Regions from separate parts of the Homo sapiens genome. Here region 1 is linked to region 2. Evidence: chromatin contacts called from ENCODE Hi-C or POLR2A ChIA-PET data. All regions are on one chromosome and are shown on one strand. The core of a region is the stretch at or near the end of the contact, and the rest is flanking DNA. Distances in the headings are between cores, read along the strand shown.

What was found. Hi-C counts contacts between places; a loop is a spot of excess contacts on that map. ChIA-PET counts read pairs that join two places held with the same protein, here RNA polymerase II (POLR2A).
Region 1: a map of dorsolateral prefrontal cortex shows a loop between it and region 2 (2.4-fold over the local background). The contact joins two enhancer-like sites. A Hi-C loop is called at or near these places in 1 of 168 maps with a recorded cell type or tissue (dorsolateral prefrontal cortex). POLR2A ChIA-PET finds 5 or more read pairs at or near these places in 1 of 52 experiments (H1).

Annotation. Positions count from the first base shown.
Region 1 is chr11:114,240,341-114,246,668 of GRCh38, reverse strand. ZBTB16 (zinc finger and BTB domain containing 16) reads right to left here. Exons shown (of 7, transcript NM_006006.6): 5 at 4,332-4,502. Among named protein-coding and RNA genes, the nearest start is that of NNMT, 53 kb to the left of the region's middle. RefSeq lists an enhancer at 5,715-6,214. Within about 2 kb of position 2,813, at least 7 of the 41 ENCODE cell types and tissues checked have a DNase peak (open chromatin) inside an H3K27ac peak, as active enhancers do; they include dorsolateral prefrontal cortex, where a contact is called at or near this core.
Region 2 is chr11:114,138,239-114,145,103 of GRCh38, reverse strand. All of the region lies in intron 2 of ZBTB16 (zinc finger and BTB domain containing 16), which reads right to left. Among named protein-coding and RNA genes, the nearest start is that of ZBTB16, 82 kb to the right of the region's middle. Within about 2 kb of position 5,268, at least 24 of the 41 ENCODE cell types and tissues checked have a DNase peak (open chromatin) inside an H3K27ac peak, as active enhancers do; they include dorsolateral prefrontal cortex, where a contact is called at or near this core.

The DNA of each region.
Region 1 (6,328 bases), core at 1,564-4,063, 100 kb before region 2:
ATCATCCTTCAAAGCCCAGCTCATATGATACCCCCGCGTGGACGCTTCCCTTTAGTTCCCCAGGCAGAATGAATCACACTTTCTTCTGTGTCCCCAAAGAGAAGAAATGCCCAGAATTTTGTTCTGTTATTAGTGTGGTATCATTTTTATGCCACTTTCGCATTAAAATGGGCTACATTTCCTGAGCACTCAGATGTGTGATGTGATCGCATCAGATGATCATGGCAACAAACTTAAAGAAAGATATTAGTCTCATTTTACAGTTGAGAAAAAAATGAGATGCTTCCACATCATCCCTAAGGTGAAACGGCAAGTAAGGAGCTGAGTTGGGATTCAGGTTTGGGTCTGGCTCTAGAGTCAGGGTACCATATACTTGTCAGCTTGCTGACACACTATGCTGTATCTACTGGCTTGCCCACCATACCTCCAGCATGGAAGCACCACCAGGATAAGAAGCAAGCCTCACCCATCCTTGTAGCCTCAGTGTATCGCACAGGGAGGATCCAGAACAGACCCAGGAAATGGTGGGTCTATGAAACTTGGAGAGAACTGCCTTTTCTTTTTTGAGGATCCCACTCTTAAATCTCCAGAGCATGAGAGGTTGGGGTGTGGAGAATAACCATCTTGCCTTTCATATCCAAAGTGGGGGGCTTGGGGGATGAAAGGTGAGGACTCCAGCTACTTATTTATTACAGGAGTGAAGGCGCAGACAATAAAGATAGATTGATCACCCCAGACTTTGTTCATGAATATTTAAATATCGCTGATTCGTCTTGTCACTGTAATTACAATTTCTCTGGGCTGCATCTCCAACAACCACAGTTTATGGTAAAGAATGGCCCACTGTATTTCACTTGTCCCTCTGCAGATGTGCGGGGCTGCCAACCGTGTAATGTCCTCTGCATTTCATACATTTTCTTCAGCTGCTGAAGGTTTAAGTCATCCACAATGACCTACGTTTTTGCATTATCCCCATGTCAAACTGCGCTCGTGCCTGGGCATAAATTGTCCTTCTCGTTATAGACTCGCATGCCTGTGCCTTCACTTCCTTTTTAAAATGATATTTTACTCTCTCCTGTCTCTCCCCTCCTCGGGCCACTAACCAAAGCTCCCCCCTCCCAAAGTTAGGCCCCTGTACCCACATAAATTCTCATCTGTTCTGATGGCTCTGAGGGGTTTTTAGGGCTCTGAGGGGAGCGGATGCTGGGGTCTGATCAGTGACTTTCTCATGGGTGGAAGATTTGCAAGAAGCACCCATGCCATGAGAGGGGCACTTCCATCAGGGAATCAGATGAGAGAAGCTCAAAGAGTGGCATCGTGCCTTGACACCAGTTCACCCCAATCTATGGGGTGTTGCACTGGCTCAGAGGCTCGGCCAGCGAGTCCCTCACCTGCAGATCTGGGGATGGGCCAAGGCCCAGGGTTCTCAGTTGGGGAAATTGCTACCTGCCCATCCTCACTGCCAGAGCCATGCGGACTGCCTGGCCCCCAGCCCCATCAAACTCAAGGGAGTGGAGGCCTGTGCAGACCCTGGTACTAATTAGTTGTGTGTCTAACACAGTAAGGGCCAGTCTGTGTGTGCACCCGAACCCACTCTCTCCGTGTGTCTGCACTCACAGCCCTGTCTGGTCTGACATCCAACTCCCCCTCCTTACTGAATCGGCAACGATTACGACTTTAATCAAAGATTCAGTATCCTCATTAAGGTATAAATAAATAAATAAAGCCAAGGCCACGTGAGACTTCAGCTGGAGCCGGTAATTAAAACGTACATCGGCAGCCACCCAGCCGGGTGGGGGTGAAGGCGGCGGTGGGGGGGAAGGGGGCGGCTGCCTGTGCCTTTCCCCTCCAGAGGGGTCCCTAACAATTTAAAAAACAAAGGGTTAAGACAGAGGAGTTTGTTTGATCCGATTTTTAGGAATTTAATTATGAAGTGGAGCACATGTTAAATGAGTTTAAATAGGAAATTCTTGAGTCTGCCCAGGGAAAAGAATAAAAAGAACTTAGAAGGAAAAACAAACAACAACAAAAAAAAAAGAAAGAAAAAGTCACCAACACACACGTATCCCCATCCCGATTTGGAAGCACGGTGTGCACCTGGCGTGAAATCTTCACCCTGAGAGCTGATTGTGTCAGTGTGGCCATAATGTACACAAAACTGGCTGCAGAACTCAAAATCCAATTTGTGGTATGTTGATTAACTCTGTAGCCTCTTTAATGAGCTTGACATTAAGTGCAGGACAAACGAGACTAATTAGAGCCCCCTCCAGCCTGCCCAGTGCACCTGTGACCCCGCCCCCCCCAATCTGTCCTTACTTGGTGCTTTCTCTGGCACTGGCCAAGCCCAGTGTCTGTCGTCCTCCCCACCCCAGCCCCATCCTGCTGGCTCCTCAGGCCCCTCCCTTCCAGCCCCTCCCTTCAGCACAGCTGAGAGTTTATTATATGATGAGCCGTGTGAATCAGGGATCCATCAATGCCAAGAGCACGGCTGGACTAACCTACCAAACACAGCTGCTGATGCTAAACACCCGGCCCCAGCAGCAAATGGGCCAAGAACAACGGAATATTAATGAGGCATTGTGTGTGGGGTGTGCACAGCCTGTATATGGCTTGTGTGCGCAGTGCCTCGCTGGTGTGAAAATTGATGGGTGTTTCTCTGTGTGTGCATAGGCAGCACACATGCTCCGTGTTTCCTAGAATAAGCAAGGGCTTCTCCCTAACTCTGGAAACAGCCCCTCCCCGTGGATCTGAGCCATGACTGACACAAGAGCATGTGACATTTTCATATCTGAGCTCTGAGAAGGTGGCATGGTCAGAGCAGGGCACATCCTGGGTGGATTTAGCAGGACTGAGATCATTCAAGTCACATGAAGCCAACTGATTGGACCCAGTGGCATGCTCAGAAGTGGCTGAAAGGTATCTAGCCATCTTTCATAAGACCGAATGAACCTGGGGAACTGTTGAGGGAGGCGTTCATAGGAAGGTGCATATAGCTGCAGGGGAAATGCTTACGCAATCGCTGTAGAGAAAGTCCTTGTCAACATCCCACTCTCCTGGGCCCTTTTTATTGAGCCCACCCCTCTGGGCCCTACCTCCGTCCTGTCCCAGAAATTTTAAGTAGTTCTGTGCAAATCTGGTGATGCTAAGACAATGTGCTCCCCTGAACAAAATGGCATCCAGAAGTGACAGCCAGGAAGGCTCCTTAATGAGGATACCTGCTGCTGGCTGGCCAGGCCAGCTCAGTCCATGAGAAGTAAAGCTCTTCCCTTATTTAGCAGAGCCTGCCACCCATGCAAGACCTGGTCTGCATACTCAATCTCTGAGCTGTGACAAGACTCTCAAAATGAGGAGAGGGCCTACTGTTCCTTTACGTGGCATGCAGAGGTTTTTACAAGTATACGCTCTGTTATATACCCAGATAGAGACCTGACCCCAACCCTCCCTACAAACACAGCACACAAAGGCAGACTCAGAAATGGGCATTCCTTTAACCAGGTAGTTTCAGCAGAGCCCCAGTTTTGTCATAGAGAAAATAAGGAATTTAAGCCATCCACTCCCCTGTTAGGGAAAACTGGGAGCTGCTGCAGGAAAGCAAATGCCTCTTGGCCATCAGGGACCAAGTGTCCCCATCCCTCAAGCCCTAGAGGCTGGTGGCAGGGAATGGCCAGCCCCTCAGCACCTGGCCCAGCCTCCTTACCTTGTACCCCCTCCCTTGTCCCATCACCTGGAACTGGCTGAGCAGTGATATTTCATTGCTCATCGTTTAAATGCCCTCCTTGTCTTCCCTAAACAGGGTTAAGGTCCAAGTACAGGCCTTTGTTACTGTGGGGAAAGTAGGATCACTGCTTCAACTTGCCCTCAGAAGCCCGAAGCTGACTTCAGAAATGTGTATGGATAGAGCGGCGGGGCATCAAGAGTGGTGGGAGGCAGGGCAGACAATGTTAAGAGACCCAGCAGGTCAGTTTTTCTCAAAATTCATTTTGGGTCTACCTACATGAGAATCCCTTGGGAATACATATTAATAATGCTGAATCTGGGACCCCACCCTGGACCCATGGAATAAAAGGTTCTGAGAGTGGGACCCAAGAGCCTGCCTTTTTAATGAGCATCCTGTGTTGAACACGGAAAGACTTTGAACCGACGGTCCACAGGAGGGGACTGGGAGAACTGTCCACATTTACCTGCACGACGGGCAGCCTCTGCACGTCCAAGCCTTGAGCAGAAGGACTGAAGGCTGACTCAGCCCACCACCTCCACTTTACGTCCTTGGAGGTAAATATAGACGCTGGCTCCCAGAGACCCAGATCCACCCATCAGCTGGACTGACCTACCTGTATGTGAGCGCAGGTGGCGTTTGAGAGCCGTGTGGCTGGGGAAGGTGCGGTTGCACTCACTGCAGATGTAGCTGCGCACGCCCGCGTGGACCTCCATGTGCTGCTGCAGTGCGCTCTGCGCCTGGAAGCGCTTCCCACACAGCAGACAGAAGACGGCCATGTCAGTGCCTGTGGGAGACAGGAGAGGGGGTGCCTCAGAAAGGTGGGAATACAAGGTGCATTCTTTACCCATCTGGAGTGAGAGCCAGTGTCGGGACTCACACCTCCAAATCCCCATGCTCAGGGGCAAATCCAGAGTGGGCCCAGGCTATGCAACACTGAGCACCCAGTATGTGGCCCCAGTGATGGGCAAAATCGACGTCGTTCCCGAGCTCTGGAAGCTAAAGCTAAAGGATAGACATTGATCAAATACATCGCAGCAGCAAGGGTAGTGGGCAACTGTGTCGGGTGGTATGTAAAAGGCGGCAAGGTACTAAGACAGCATATACCAGATGGACTTCACAGAGTACAGGGCAAAAAGTGGGGGAGGCAAGGTAGACCCTGCGAGAAAAAACAATAACAAAGATACTATGGGCCAGCCATTGTTCTAACATAACTAATATAAATCCAAAACTCAAAAAGCTAGCCTCTGTTATCCTCATCCCTTAGACAAGGAGACTGAGGCACAGAGAGATTAAGTACTTTGGCCAAAATCCCACAGAGCAGTGGTCCCCAACATTTTTGGCACAAGGGACTGGTTTCATGGAAGGCAATTTTTCCACGTATGGTTGGGGGATGGCTTTGGGATGATTCAAGCACATTACATTTATCATTAGACTCTCATAAGGAGTGTGCAGCCTGGATCCCTTGAATGCACAGTTCCCAATAGGGTTCATGCTCCTGTGAGAATCTAATGTCGCCACTAATATGACAGGAGGCGGAGCTCAGTTTCACTCGCTCGCCTCCTGCTGTGCAGCCCAGCTCCTCACAGACCATGGCCCGGGGGTTGGGGACTCCTGCCATAGAGTTCGTAAGTGGCAGGGCTGGGGTTCACACTCACACACCCTAGATTTTAATGCTTTCCCAAGACTAGCTACAGATCCTGTTTTGTTTTTTTTTTTTAACTACTTCTCCACTCACTAAAGCATGAATCTTAGGTCCATTCACTCAACAAGTATTATTTGATGCCTTCTACAAGCAAGGCTGTCTTTTTGGCACTGGGGATATAACCAAGGAAGAGCATGCAAAGTCCCTGCTCTCATGACCGACGTTACCCAGAACACCAGGTGAATGGCGGAATCCGGAAGATGGAATAGTGTCTGTGAACACTCTGGGCCAGGAGGAAACATGGCCGGTGGGAGGATCAGACAGAGGAATGGTGCAGTGCAGCTGGGGAAGAAGAGGAGGCTAAAGGGAAAGGCAAGGGCCAGGCCATGCAGGGTCTTGCAAACCACGTCAAGAGATTTAGTTCCATCCTAAACCCGATGGGCAACTGTCAAAGGATTGAAAGCTAGCGAGTGATGTGAGATTTTCATTTAATTCTAACTGGCTGTTCATCCCCAAAGTACCCCACACATACAGGCTGCCATTTTCTGTTTGTTACCAATCCCTTTCTGACACTGCTCTGGAGCCATGGCCGAAATTTCCAGCTGCAGCACCACAGGAGGAAGTATCTGACCTTGTGTCTGAGTCCTAACTGGCAGCTCAGTGCCCACCCTTTTGGGCTCTGTTTTCCTGAGCACAGGAGCTCCCCGGCAGGCCCATCTGTGTGTCTCTGTGCTGGTGCCTGGGCAATATCACCTGCACTTGGCCCCACACCGCTGTCCCCTGTGTGGGAAGGCACAAGCAGGAAACGTAAGTAGGCCTAGCATCTGTCAGTCCAGTCCAGAGTGGGTGGGGGGAGGGGGTAAAGCTTTGGCTGCTGGAAGCCATGGGCTGCTCAGCATGGAATCGGGAAGTGTCTGGTGGAAGGTAGGGGGAAGAGAAGGGATGGCACGAAGAACCTCCCTGCCTTC
Region 2 (6,865 bases), core at 4,019-6,518:
TGAGGCTTCTTTGGTAAACTAGCATCTTCATCTGCAGACATGACATGCTACACTCATATTTAACAGAAACCCCAAAGAATGCTATTTATATGTAGTTCCTTTTAGAGAATCAAGTGAAAAATGAAGAAAAGGAAAGAAAAACACCAGACAGCTCAAAGTGGGCACTCCTTTCACATATGTGATTTCAACCCCTACCCTCCAGCCCACGTCTAAACTCAATAATTTAATAATGCACCTTCCTTGAACAGATTTAGTTGAAAATATAAGAGGGATCCCAGCTCAACTGAAGCCAGCTTTGATTTGGTCAACAGTGAGGGAAACATGATTTGACAGCCCTTGCTGTCTCTGGTAGAAAGCTTGAAAATATACTTAATAATAATTAAAACATAAACGCATGAACAAAAATATCCCAGGCAAGCTCCAGGAGTGGGACCCACGGTGCTGGAACCTGCTGAGAAGACAGCCAAGGGCGAGAGCCTCTCTTCCTGGCCTTGTTAGAGTGGGCATGGTGTCCCACAGCAGGCTGCGGCAAGAAGCTCTGTTAAGGGCTCCCCAAACTTCTTTTTCTACCCCCTTTTCTTTTTTGTAAAAGAAGTCAGCCGTATTCCTTTCTACACAGACTCCTTGCAAAGAACAAACAAACAAAGGCTGGGACAGAGCAAGGCCCTTTGCAAGCTGCAGGTAATTAAAACGGCCTGTAAATGCCCCAGTAGAAAGCACTTCAAAGAGACAGTAATTCCAGCAATGGCCAGTCAAGGCTGTGTGGTGTGAAAATTATGAGTTTTCCCAACAGGGAGCTTTGTGTGAAAAGGACAGGGGTTGGTGGCAAAAGGAGGGTGAGCCACACGGACGAGGTTTACAATTGGTGTCCATGCCCAGTGTGCGTGGGAGTGTGTGTGTGTGTGTGTGTGTGTGTGTGTGTGTGTCTGGCAAACACACAGGCCAGAGAAAGGGGATTGTGTGCATGTTTGTGAGAGCACACATTTATCAATGCTGAGACGGTCCAAGCGTGTGGGCATGGAGATAAAAGGAAAAATAAAATAAAAGCAACAAATACGAATCCTCTTCCCTGCTGGGCCTCATTTTCATGGGGAAAAGCACCAGGCAGCTTGCGTGCTCCTCTTGCTCCTTACACGCAAGGCTCCCGAGCACACAGGAAATGCATAATACCAGTGACTCGAGGCCCAACGAGCACAGAGGCCAAGCAGCGGCTCTCTGGAAACATCCACACTTTCAGTCTCACGGTGCAACACAATACCCAACAACATACTGCATGCTATGTAATCTTGAAACAGAATGAAGAGATCGATTCTTAACCTTGACTCTGACTGCATTTGCTAAGCCACCTGTGCTACCCGCCTGGGTGCCCTGTGCTTAGATGATGCAGCGACGGTCCATGGCATGGAGGAGAAGAGAGGCTGGAGCCTCAATGCACAAGGACGTTGGCCCCACTCTTACAATACACTGACACACATCAGTGATCACCTGACCACAACATCACACATCTGGGATGGAGGGAGGACCTGTCACTAGCGTATTTTTTCTACATTTTTGTGTAATCTCCCTGCAGGAACCTGATACTTCCAAAAGGACATTTCACTAGGCAAGAGGGTCAGTACCATCCCTAGAAGCCTTCCCCAGTAGCTCCCCTCTGTCCCCTCTCAAAGCTGACCCCCTTTCCCCCCCAGCCTCTGTCTTTTAAGTGTGTTTCTGTTGGAGCAGATGTACTCACTAGGGTGCATCTGCTTGTTTCTCTGTCTCTCCAGCTGGATGGGCAGCTACATGAAGACAGGGCTTTGCCTCATTCATCTTGTATTCTCAAGCCTTGCAAAGGGCACAGCATTAGTGGATGGATGAGGGGTGGATGCATCTTGGCTGTACAGTGGGTAATAAATCAATCGGGATTTGGATGGAGTAGAACATATTGCTTAGAGCCGGGTACCCACCGCTCCTCACCCTCATCAGCCAGCACACATTCACCGTGTGCACAGGAGCCTCGGAACCTGGGAGAGTAGGTGGGAGCAAGCCCACGCTCACCAAGGCAGCAGAGAAACCAACGCTGGCCAGGGGCTTTATTTCCCCATAAACAAAATCCTGTTCTGCCTCCCTCACAGCCCCACTCACTAACTCCTCCCTGACATTGCTGGTTTTAAGCCCACACATAAAAATGTCCTTTACTATTTTTATTTAATGAGCTTTCATTTTTCCTCCCCGTTTTTGTAAATGAGAAAGGAAAGCCCACCTCCCGATGGGGATGGGGGAGGAGGCAGAGTGGAATCTTTTTTAAACGGGCCATAACTTCATGAAAAGCTTTCTCCTCCACAATCCCCCCAGCTCCCCCTCCCCAAGGCCCCATGCTCCTCCATCCTCCCTACATCCTCCCTTCCCACCATTCAAAACAAGATGCATGGATTTTGGACATTTGATTACTTTTAAGTATATATTTTTCCCTCAAATAGACTGAATACAATGGTTAGGAAATGTGACAGAAAACTATTCTGAGCCATTTATTGCCTTAATACCCACCTTTGTCCAACAGGCAGTTTTGACAACAGCGATAAATTCCAAATTTATGTCAACAGCGCATATGTTGAACACCTCATTTCTGAGCTAAAGCGGCATGCTGCCCTATAAATCACCGTTCTGTTTGAAATGAAGGTAGATTACAGGCCTGTGTTATTGAGCAGTTAGAGCTATAGTCATATAAATCAGAACTTTTAACTCTAGGCAATCCGTTGTGCAATTAACTAAAGGGTACTTTGTCATTTCAAGGCTTGTGCACAGACTTGGCAGGGCATAGAGCTACTGGGGAAGGGGGTGGGAAGGAGAAAAAGTTTTTAGGCAACAGGAAGGTTGTCGGCTGCAGCCCCCACCATACTCCACACAATGCCTTAATCCTTAACCACCGCTGCCACAAGAACCTGCCAAGCCTGAATATAGGCAAAGACAACCTCATAATGAGCATCTGCCACAAAGACAACATCACACTGAGCATTTGTCACCAAGTCACCTCCAGAAGCCCAAGTGCCTTTTCAGTCATTCATTAAGCATTTCCTGAGCACAAGCCAAGAGCATAACATCATCTCAGGTGCTAAAATGATGTCAGAGACACGAAAAGTGATAACTGTAATACCAACAACGTTTAGATGATATTGGTGATGAAGAAGAATTAGAAGCAAATCTGTACAAGACATATGTGAGCACTTACTATGTGCCAGGCACTATTCTGCGCATTTTCATGCCTTATCTCATTCGATCCTCAGGACAACTCTATGAAGCGGGTATTTTTATTTCTATTTCTTTCTGAGGCACAAGGAAATAAACAACTCACCCAGGGTCGTTAAGCTTGTAAGTGGCAGAGCCTGATACCACTAGTTAGTAGAACGGGAAGTTTAAGAACTTAGGCTGACACAAGCCCTGTCTGCCAATTCCAGATCTACAACTTGCTAGGCTCTAAGACTTTGGGATCCTCCAAGTCTCAGTTTTCTCATCTGTCAAGCAGACTAACAATACTGTTACCTGCGAAGGTACATAAATGAGACTGTGCATGTAAAACAACTTAGCACAACACTGAGAACATAATGTCTTTATGATAAGTGTGTAGCTAGTGTAAGACTAAAGAAGAGAAAGGCCCCTGTCCCTGGCCAGTCCATAACCTAGTGGACAACAAGACAGAGATGGAGAAAGAGACAGAGGAGGATGTGGTGATGTGCCAATATGTCAACAAATCACTATGGGTGTGCAGAAGAGGAGCAGATCAACAGTAGCTGCTGTCACTGCAGACGGTCTGAGGATATGGTGAGATTCAGTTGGTCCTTTCGGGGGCTCTGGAAGCTCCGAAGGGTTCTAGCTACCCATGTTTGGAAATGTTAAGAATGGAAAAGCCTTGGATGAGACGGGGAGCACCGTGTGATGGAGGCATCACATGAGCCAAGACTTGGTGTTAGAAATGAGCATACCCCGCCGGGCAAGCCTTCAGGAGGCTGGCCTGGCTTATCCACAGTGGGCAGGTGGTGAAGACAGCGGCGAGGAGCCTGCGGAGGCGGTAGAGTGGGCTGATGATGCGGAGTCCTGAGACTGATGCTGAGGACTTTGGTCCCAGTGCTGCAGTCATCGAGCAGCCCCAAAGCCCTTCTTGAAACAATGGAGCTGGCTGGGCGCGGGAGGCTCAGCGTGGGCAGGGACCATGGAAGGAGACAGACAGAGAAAAGGGCCCAAATTCTAAATTGAGAAGGAGAATGTTTCCAAAGACAGTAGTTAGGTCAGCCTTCCAGAACAAAATGCCAACATGGTATCACTGTCACACATCTACAGGACATTGCTATTCCCTAGGAAGGTACAAGAAAAGAGAGACTGGAACAAACCTCCTATCTCCATCTACTCCCGAGCACAGGTGCCTGAGTGACTCCACGGAGTAAGAGTTACCACAGCAGGGAACTCAAAAGAGCTGTTGCTTCTGTTCGTTACCTCCAACCAACTAAACATGCCATCCTCTACTCATCAGAATGCAGATGGCAGCAAGAATGGGCAGCCGAGGAGCTACACTTCTTTCCTTCAGCACCCTGCACTGGCTACCAACTCAACATGGCTAGGAGACAGGTCTCCTCTGTTCTGGGCCTAGGCAAGTTGAGAATCCATTGACTGATTGATTGATAGGTATTTATTTGGCATAGTGAAGGATACAACCAAAGCATAAGACACCAACCTACCCTCCTAAAGCTTTAGTTGAAGAGGGAAGACAATACACACTATAAGAGAAACCAGTACTTACATGTGCACGTCAGGTCCTGAGGACAATCTCAACACCCAGCCTGAGTGGGAATCAAAAGCTCAGGCCTCCCCAAGGAGGGGGGCTCATGCCTGGGCTTAGAAGATACCAAGGAGGCAGCAGACATAGAAGAGGAGGTGGTTGTTTCAGATGAGAGGGAAACAGGCACCAAAACAGCATCATTCCAGAAAAAGGGGCAGCCAGCCTGGGGCCAGGCAAAGGAGAGGCAAGGTGAATGTTGTGGAGGGGTCTCAATAATGAGTTTAGACCAGAAAGCTAATGGAGAAAAGAGGTGGGGTTGAAAAGCAGACAAAGAGGGAAGCATTGTTCGTTCTTGACCGAGGACGGAAGGGGGCATGAGGATTACAGAGTTCAAGAGCTGAGGTCTGACACGCTCTAGGAGCCCTCGGTGCCGTCCTTCCTATCCTGACATATGGTACTACAGAACATCTGGCCTTGGAGGCTGGCCAGCCACTTGCTCCCCCGGCCTCCTCCACAGCCGCCCATTCACAGAGAAACAGATTCTTTGCGTGAATATCAGGGTGACGGGCCTTCCGGACACTCACTCTGTTTGGTCACTTGCCAGGAGGCTCTGTCTTGCTCCGTAGTTGGATGCCAAAAAGGCAAGAAGATGCTGCAGAAACTGGCACCTTCCATAAGAATCCTCTACTACACACACACACACACACACACACACACACACACACACGTGGACCGCGGGCACATACCCACACACGCCATCTCTCGCCATCTGTTTGAGCAAACTGCTGGTCTTTGGGGGGGGAGAAGGAAACCTCTTAGAGATATTTGTTTAATATCTGAGCAGTGGGGGAGCAGATGAAGTATGCAAGTTTCATTTAGAAAATCGTCAAGAAACTATTATAGTAAAATGAGGCTTCCAGTTTCCAAATAAAGCTGAAATGATCACACGGAACAAACTGGCGAAGCCGGAGAGTGAAGAAGCAGGAAGGAAGTACAATAAAAATAATAACTGGAGGAAAACAGGAAGTCATGAGATGCCAGGGAATTAGCGGCAGCCCCCATCCCCTTCAGGACTGGGGATCAGTGTGAGCAATTGGCAATGGGAAAACCGCAAATCAAAAGCGACAGCCTGGAGAAGGGTCTCCTTCCATCTTCAGAAGTGTGGTCTCCATGCTCCAGCAATTCCTCTGTTCCTAGATGTCCATTTGCATCTCAAGACTTGCATTGTACAAATCCTCACAAAATCACTCTGGAGGAGAAAGAGACTGGCATCCATCTCTTACCTCTTTTTTTAGAAAACTGGGCTGAGAGAGCAGGTGAGACGCAGGAAATGAGTAAGGAGCCTTGTAAGAGGAAGGGAGTAGGCCAGGCACAGTGGCTCACGCCTGTAATCCCAGCGCTTTGGGAGGCAGAAGCGGGTGGATCACTTGAGGTCAGGAGTTCGAGACCAGCCTGGCCAACATGGTGAAACCCCATCTCTACTAAAAATACAAAAATTAGCTGGGCATGGTGGTGCATGCCTGTAATCCCAGCTACTCAGGAGGCTGAGGCAGGAAAATCTCTTGAACTCGGGAGACAGAGGTTGCAGTGATCCGAGATCGCACCACTGCACTCCAGCCTGGGCAACCGAGCAAGACTCTGTGTCAAATAAAAAATAAAAAATAATTTAAAAAAAAATTAAAAAAGAGGAAGGGAGAAAAGAGTGGTAGTTGACTCAAAACTCAACACAAACTTATTGCCTACTAAATGCAGGGCAGAGCATTAGCCACCACAGAGAGATTCAAAGAAACATAATACACAGGCAATGCCTTCAAGGAGCTTACAATTAAGTAGGGAATGCAAGACATATGTATGTAAAAGACTTTAAAACAGTGCACACTAATAATGTATGACAGGAATAAGGGAGATGCAAAACTTAGTGCTAGATGAAGAGGACTAAAAGTTTGGAATGTAGGCTCCAGGCAACCTAAGTAGAAAATAACCTCTTCTCTCCGTGAAGTTGATTGCCATCGGGGAACACCACAACCACCTCCAAAAACCTATGCCTCTGTCCTGCAGCTCTCACATCCTCTCCTGGCCTCCACTGCAAAATTCTACATCTACCAAGCTCGAAAT